3 separate regions of the Mus musculus genome follow, and regions 2 and 3 are each linked to region 1. The links are chromatin loops, found by intact Hi-C in ENCODE. Cell type or tissue: left cerebral cortex. All regions are shown on one strand.

The links. Hi-C counts contacts between places; a loop is a spot of excess contacts. Peaks named below come from ENCODE experiments on the same cell type or tissue, not always from the same donor. Only the 100,000 strongest peaks of a DNase experiment are listed, where the experiment ranks them.
Region 2: a loop joins it to region 1, with 7 times the contacts of the local background. A loop is called at or near these places in 11 of 42 quality-filtered maps.
Region 3: a loop joins it to region 1, with 8 times the contacts of the local background. A loop is called at or near these places in 5 of 42 quality-filtered maps.

Annotation. Positions count from the first base shown.
Region 1 is chr13:83,522,739-83,525,238 of GRCm38, forward strand. Mef2c (myocyte enhancer factor 2C) reads left to right here and starts at 2,005. Exons shown (of 11, transcript NM_001347575.1): 1 at 2,005-2,342. In left cerebral cortex, no CTCF peak of the experiment used is centred here; DNase peaks (open chromatin) are centred at 1,050, 1,753 and 2,000; H3K4me3 peaks cover 2,318 bases; H3K27ac peaks cover 2,500 bases.
Region 2 is chr13:81,943,183-81,945,682 of GRCm38, forward strand. No RefSeq gene overlaps it. Among named protein-coding and RNA genes, the nearest start is that of Gm41009, 57 kb to the right of the region's middle. In left cerebral cortex, a CTCF peak has its summit at 1,017 (motif pointing right); DNase peaks (open chromatin) are centred at 1,039 and 1,827; H3K4me3 peaks cover 1,395 bases; H3K27ac peaks cover 1,731 bases.
Region 3 is chr13:82,940,691-82,943,190 of GRCm38, forward strand. No RefSeq gene overlaps it. Among named protein-coding and RNA genes, the nearest start is that of Gm33073, 180 kb to the right of the region's middle. In left cerebral cortex, no CTCF peak of the experiment used is centred here; DNase peaks (open chromatin) are centred at 1,094, 2,252 and 2,463; H3K4me3 peaks cover 253 bases; H3K27ac peaks cover 2,500 bases.

The DNA.
Region 1 (2,500 bases):
AAACAACTTTCTGCTTTCAAATGAAGCCTTCCTTCGGAGGGTGCTTAAATGTTGAGTCCACTGCTCTGATAGAAGCTACTAACTTCAAACAGCACAATGAGGCAGGAGGCTTTTTTGAAGCACAATGCCCCTCTGCATTAAAATAGTACTCTGCAGGCCTACTGGAGAGCTTCCCGGGAAATTCAGCCAGTTACTGGGTTAAACATATACTTTCGAAAATATTTTTAATTAGCTAGATATTTCTATGGGCTACTATTGTCTACTCTTGTATCTTCTACATTATAGTACTCTGTGAACTTTCTCTTCCTCTAATCATAGTATTAAAAATTAAATGTTCATATTTTACACAAGCTACAGTACTCCTGGCATGCAATCTTTCACTATTTTGAGAATGCATAGGGTTGACTTGTATATAGTTGATATATTTAATCTTTAGCTTTTTAGGTGTGGTCGTGATATCTAGTACCTTTTTTTTTTTTCTAAGTATCAATTCTTTGTTAACCTATATTTTTACTATGGAAAATTATTCGACAGCTTAAACCTTAACCTAAGAGTTCTTATCAGTGTCTGCTCCTGCTTCCTGTGCAGCTGAAACTCTTCAGGATAAGTGAAGTCACCCGCTATCTATCGGTCAGGGGAGCCTAATGCATTTGGGAAGTTGTTTTTGGTTTACTTGCTAATGACCTGGATAAAGTCCAGTAAGGTGTGGAGGGAAGGAGGGGGCATTCTCCGAGGAAGCTGTCCTCTCAGTAAATTTGTCCAGATTGATTCGAAAGTTAATGGCCCGGGGATAAAGTCGAGATTTCAAAAACTTGTAATTAATTTATTACTAACATTGGAGGATCCTTTCGGCTCACTTTCTAGCCTAGCCCTCCTGACTCTCAAGGCCAAAAGCTTTATACATTCTGGGCGGGCAGGAAGCGCACGCTGGGATCGAGGCTTGCAGACATCCTGGATCGTGGCTTTTACGCGTGAGTAACGGAGGCGCGCGCGGACCGGAGCAAGGATGAAGTGGCTACTGAGAATCTAAAGGGGGCGGGGGGGGGGGGAGTCACTAGAGCAGCTCTTAGGGTCGCGCTCCTATTGGTCAGAAGGAAGATCTCGACTTCAGAAGGACTTTCCTGCTAGCTGGCTTGCAGCCTCCCCGGGGGAGCGAGCGCGCAGGAGCCTAGCGTCCTCTGTAGCGGCGGGGAGAGAGGCAGGGAGCCGCCGCTCCCCGTGTTGTCTTCCCTTTCATGCAATAAAGAATTGTCATTAGGTTTGCGTATGGCATGTGCCATTACCCCACCGTAAAACTAAAATTAGCAAAATGTCAGGAATGGAAAGATTGATTCACCAAGATGCAATTATCATTTAAAAGTGCTTGATTGAGGTACTGATGTTCAGTGATTTATTCTGCATACCATATACATAATTAAAGTAGTGTAGTGGAGTAATTTATCAATCTAGTTGAGACTGGAGGGGTGAGGAGGGAGCTGCAGTATGTTTGTTTTATTAAAATGTTGCGAGGTTCTAGTCCCGCCCCCCTTTTGCAAGAGTGAAACTGATGATTTCCCCAGCTCGGGAGGAGAGGCAACGGTTTGGGCTGGTTGGGATAGAGAAACGGAAAGGAAAAGGCAGCGCCAGGCAAAGGCAAGAATAAAATGAATTGGGGGACAGGGGTAGCACCGGAGCGTACGTGCTGCTTAGAACCCCAGCCCCGTGTGCTCCGTCTTGCTTGCCGCCCCCGCGTCCCCTCCCAGTATCCTTACATTCCCCCCACCCCCCGCTCTTTTACACGACCTATCTAAGGCTATGAGCTGCTCTCCTTTTCCCATTCGTCTCCAGTCACTTCCTTCCTGGACACAGTTTTCTGGACGAGTCTGGTTACTTTTAATCCCACCGGCCACAGACAACCACTTTCTCCTCCTCTTCCACCTCCTCCTTCGCTTCCTCCACCTTCCTCCTCCTCCTCTTTCTCCTCCTCCTCTCTCTCCTCCTCCTCTTTCTCCTCCTCCTCTTCCAGCGGCTTCGGTGCGCGCGCGAATGCGCAAGCCCGCGCGCGCCTCCCCCTTGCCCCCCTCTCGCGCGCGCACACACGCACACTTCGTCTCCAGCTCTCTGCTCGCTCGCCTCGCAGTCACAGACACTTGAGCACACGCGTACACCCAGACATCTTCGGGCTGCTATTGGATTGACTTTGAAGGTTCTGTGTGGGTCGCCGTGCCTGCAGCTTTGAATCAAGTGGAGAAGCACTTCAAGGCTGGACAAAGTAAAGATTATTGTTATTTTTTTTCTTTCTCTTCCTCTCTTTTAAGAAAGGAAAATATTCCAAGGACTAATTTGGTCGTGTCTTCCTTCATGTAAGTACCTCTGACATTTTTCCAAAAGAATAGAAATAGCTTGTGTATTGTCTCTGAAATCTGCACCAATCTCTTCCAGGCACTGGGTCTATCTATCCAACTCCTTTCTGGAAGGCTTAAGTTAAGGCTTGTTGTGCATTCTTTTCTTTAGACTCTAC
Region 2 (2,500 bases), 1.6 Mb before region 1:
AAAGGTGTGTATTTCTTATTTCTGAAATTTTTATTATTCTAAAAATTATTTCCAAATATTAATATGATTTCCAATTTATTCAGATGTGTGTTACTATTTGACAAGTTGGCCCTTCCACTGAGGACTGATATATATATATATATATATATATATATATATATATACATACACACACACACATATATATATATATATATATACATTTATTACTATTAAACATCAACATGAGTTGATGAGTGTTTACTTCATAAACCTGGGGTGTAACTCTGCTGCAACAAGATTAGAACCCTGAACCCCGAGAAACACAGAGGCTGATATTGTACATTTTTTGCTATGTTATTCCTGCAGAGAAGATTAACTCTCTTCATGTCATTATTTTACTGATTAGAGCAGTGTTTTTAATATTGTGGGGTATGTTAGTATTTGAAACACACTATTGATAAGGCTATTTTGAGTAATGAAGTAACTGGGCGGATGTTACCATCTGTGAAACAGGAAAACTCACTATCCACATCTGGACCAGATGTGAGTCAACCTTTACCCTGTCTATTCATTGTCTCCTTAACTGAGATGCATACAATACATATGTGGTTGCTTTGTTGAAAAGGCTCTGTGGATATGCTTGCTTTTTTTTTTAAAGCGATAAAACAAACTCCTAGTAATTGTAATTTTTCCATGATATTGTGGAGCAAGAATACAATGATTAACAATATTTCATTGCTTATTTTCTTAGCATATATAAACCAGGACATTATTTTTAAGGACAATTTTGTGAGATGTTAGAGAAAAAAGTGCCATACAAAATAATTGTAGATCACTTTCGACAGTGGGTGATGCTTGGGCGTTTCATAGAAAGTTGTTGTATTCTCTTATTACAACAAATGATTCCAAGCTGGTTTCTTTGGGTTTGAGGTGGGCCCTGAAATTCTTTATATCAAATTCTGTTAAAAATAAGAAAGGAAAACAATAAATGGTCTGGTCTTCTTTTTCAAGTGACATTGTCATTTGTCCAGAAGGGGGCGCTCTCAGCCCGTATGCAGCAAGAGCTCAGAGCAGACAGTCTGATCTGCTGCGAGGAAACTGTCTGAAGGGAAAATATCAACACAAACCATGCGTTTGCCGCTGGAGCACGCTGGACCTCATCTGCTTAAAAAGATGCACGGATATAGTCATCACAGTTCATAATTTAATAAACTGCTAAAAAAACCCACACATTTTCATTTTAGCGACTTTGGTCTCACAACTAAATTCGCATTGCTACAAAGACATTTGAATTTTGCACTAATATGTCATGAGCACGGCACCCACTGCAAATTAATGAGTCTCTGAATAGCACTGTGCATTTGTCATTTGAATTTATGCTAATGTAGTGAGGTCTCCTGGTGATGCTGATAGTCCATAGCAGCCGCTTGAACCAGAGAAGATGTCGGCACATCTCTCTCACTTTATAATGCGATGTCCTCTCTTGGCTTTTCTGTCCTGTCACTTGGGCGGAGATCCTGTAACTGGTTATTGATAGGGCTGCTAATTATCTTTGACTTTACACTATTGGCCTGACCCCCAACACTGGGCAGAGGTAATGGATCAGTGTTGAGAGAATTATGTACATCACACAGTGACAGCCTCGGACCAGGAGGTCAGAAGGAGTTCACTGAGAACCAATGGTATTTGCAAGGGATGTTGATATAGAAACTGTTGACGATTTCCAGAGATATTGTGTAATTTATGTCAATAAGTCAATCTAAGAAAGTCTACTTTTTGCAGATATGATGAACAGCATTTGTTTGTATGTACAAAAATTAGAAGCTCCCTACGCCTTCGTTTTCCTGCTCCTACTGTATTTACATTCAGTCTAAGACAAAGGTCTTAGCACTGCTTCTGGCTATCTGCATCTTCATTATGGTTGTACCCATTTCCCGTTGGTCATGTGTATGTAGTGACACATTTGAGTCTAATGGTAGGATTGCTGGCATATTGGGCATGTTGTAGGAAGGAAAATGAACAAATTACAAGCACTACAGAATGGAACATCAGTTAGTGACAAAAGGTTCTCAGTGTTTTTATCTTTAGCCCCAAGACTTAATTGTGAAATTAATTCCCCCCCCCTTGATTTAGTACTTATATTTGCCTCTCTTCTAGTTACTGAAAATAAAAATGGGCAGTTTACTCTAGTGTATTCAGAAGAATCAGATTTTATGATTACAAATAAAATGAAAAAGCAAATAAAAACTTGAAAGCCCCAAACAAAAGTATGTGTGTTAATTTTGCACCTTTTAAAATTTGTTTTTCGATGGTAGAATGTGTGGTTCGCCCCACTCCAACAGAGACAAACATGCAAACTTTTCTTACTATATTATAACAATTAAAGCACACATATGAGTTTTGATTAAAATATACCATTGTTACCATCCATTCCCAGGTCAAAAATGAAGTGGAGATAAATAAGAGAATTCTTGGATTATCTCCAGTAGAAAAGGCATCCTCTGGCTGATTGGGAGGA
Region 3 (2,500 bases), 580 kb before region 1:
TTTCCACATAGCTTCTAGATAAGTTCATTTGTGTCTTTACACGTGGGCATGTTATTATGGATGTATATACACATGTGAATGTGTATACATGTATCTAGAAATACAATTTCCTACTAATTTTGATGAAAATTCCAGTTACTATTTTTGCATATGCCTGCCCACTGGAATTTAAAGTAGCTAAAGGAAAAAAAAAGAATTTTGATCACACAGTGCAGATTTTCTATATTATCTTTGCATTTCTTTCACTCAAAAACCTAACAGGCAAATAATTCTTAGCAAATTTTCCTTATTGATTACCATCTTCTCCAGGTTTACCTGGAGAGCTACTGGAAGAGTTAATGCCTTCAATTATTCTATTTTCATTCATTCCAGCCCATACTAACTGGATTTAACCAGTACAAACTTTTCGATTAATTTAATTTCCCCCATTTTTAAAGCACAGTTTAAGAAAATGTGTATATTAGTAAAAAATAATATGCTTTAAATGTGTCAAATACAGTTTTGTCTAAGCAAAAAAAATTCACAAATTAGTAATTTTATCACCAATCATCTTTTGTAGTAGGAAAAGTAAGAAAGAAATGTCTTTGGGGATCTTGTTTTTCAGTTGATACTAATTAGATTTTTTAAAAACCAAGTTTGAAGCTCATACTGTTCTGGCTTCAACAGCGCCAAATGATAATCCAAAGTGACATACATTTCCTATAGCAATAAAATTTTGGCAGATAAACTCCCCAATGAGAAACAACGATTTGTATGCTTAGATGAATTTGTGATAGAACGCAAATGAAGAAAGAAAAAAGAACAGAATTTTAAAAAGTAATTGTTCGGTGCCATTAATGCCCTCTCCATGTTTTCGAAAAGTGCCTAAATCCATGAGCATAGCAACATCCAGGACAGGATACATAGTGCATCACTGATGCACCCCGTTCTTGGAAGCTGGAGAGAAAAACTGATTGCTATTTACATTGAAATTCATTCCTAAAAATCTTGCACCCCTTCCCTTCATTATGCAATGTCGTCTTGGACCTGGGCGTCTAGAAATGTGGAAACTGTAACACTTTGACACACCATGTAAATGAGGTATCACTGTAACATGCTATTTAAATGACGTTTGGAACAAACACTCAGCAGGAAGTTTGGAAAACTTATAACGAGATTACCTCATAACTTTTTTTATAAGAGTATTCTTGTATTTCCCCCCAGCCATCTTTTAATTCCAATAAGAAGTATACCGTTTGCCACACTCACTCTCCAGCAGCAAAGCTGAGCACTGTGTTATTGCGGCAATTAGTCAGTAGCTGAGCCGGGTGTTTGAGCTGCTCTTTATTTTGTTAGACAATATTTGACTCAGGGCGCCTTTGTCTTCCTGGTGGAGATGTTGAAATGGGTACTATAAGTCTGAACCAACATACTATTTCATATTATCAGTTCTGAAATGAGGCTAGTTTGGGGTGGGAAGAAAAAGTTCAAGATTGTCTGTGACCTTCCTAGTTTTTCTTTTGTTTGTTTGTTTGTTTGTTTGTTTGTTTTTAACCTTTCATTTCCATGGCTAGTTTGGAGATGTAGAAAATGCAATCACAAGTTTTAAGAATAATTCAATTTAAAGTTTCTTCCTAAAATGAAATCAGTTTATTTTTAAATACCATGATTAAATGCAGTTAGGAATGCAACAGGGAAAACAGAAGAAAATGAAAATACCTTGTCCTGGTTATAGGGACCTTTGCATGCTTGTGTTAGAGACAAATATATATATATATATATATATATATTTCCCGTTTATATATATATATCACAAATGAAAGAAAAATAATTAAGGTAATTAAAAAGTCAGACATAATATGAATCCCTGTCAGAGAAGGAATTTTAGTTTATTAAAATTAAATTATAGCATCATCCTTCTAACATTCAAGAGATACTAGCAAGAGGCACAGTAGCCTTCGTTTTACAATGGCTACAGCTTTTGAAATCTAATCACATCCCTGGTGTTTTACTTTCTATTTTTTTTTTCTGTTATTTCTTTCTTCAAACGTCTTATTGTAGATAAGTAGTCCATGTGAAACTTCTTTCTACAAGGAAGAAGAAAGTAGAAACATCTAATGGGGAAAAAAAAAAGTTTCACCGGGCTAAACACTGACGAGCAAAGATCTACCCAGTGAAGTATCTGGCCAACAAGCCCAGACAGTCTCCCAGCAAAAAAAGCCAAGATCTCTCTGAGAACTATTTCGGTCTCTGTGCATGCTCTCTAAATAGCCTTCTGAAGAATTTCCCAAGGAGATTTCTTCCCAGGGCACTTGGGAAAGGTTCCTTGCATTGGGTGGGCTTTGAGGAAAGAGTGGATGAAAGCCTCCATTAGGTCAGATTGCTAAAGATAGCTGCCACTCTATCCTTCAATTCTGACAAGGGGAAAACAAGAAACAAAAACAGTCCGATGAAGCGCCGGAGAGCTTTCTGAATCTTTCTAAGAGGTTCCAAATTGAAGTCTGGCTAAGCTAACACCGGT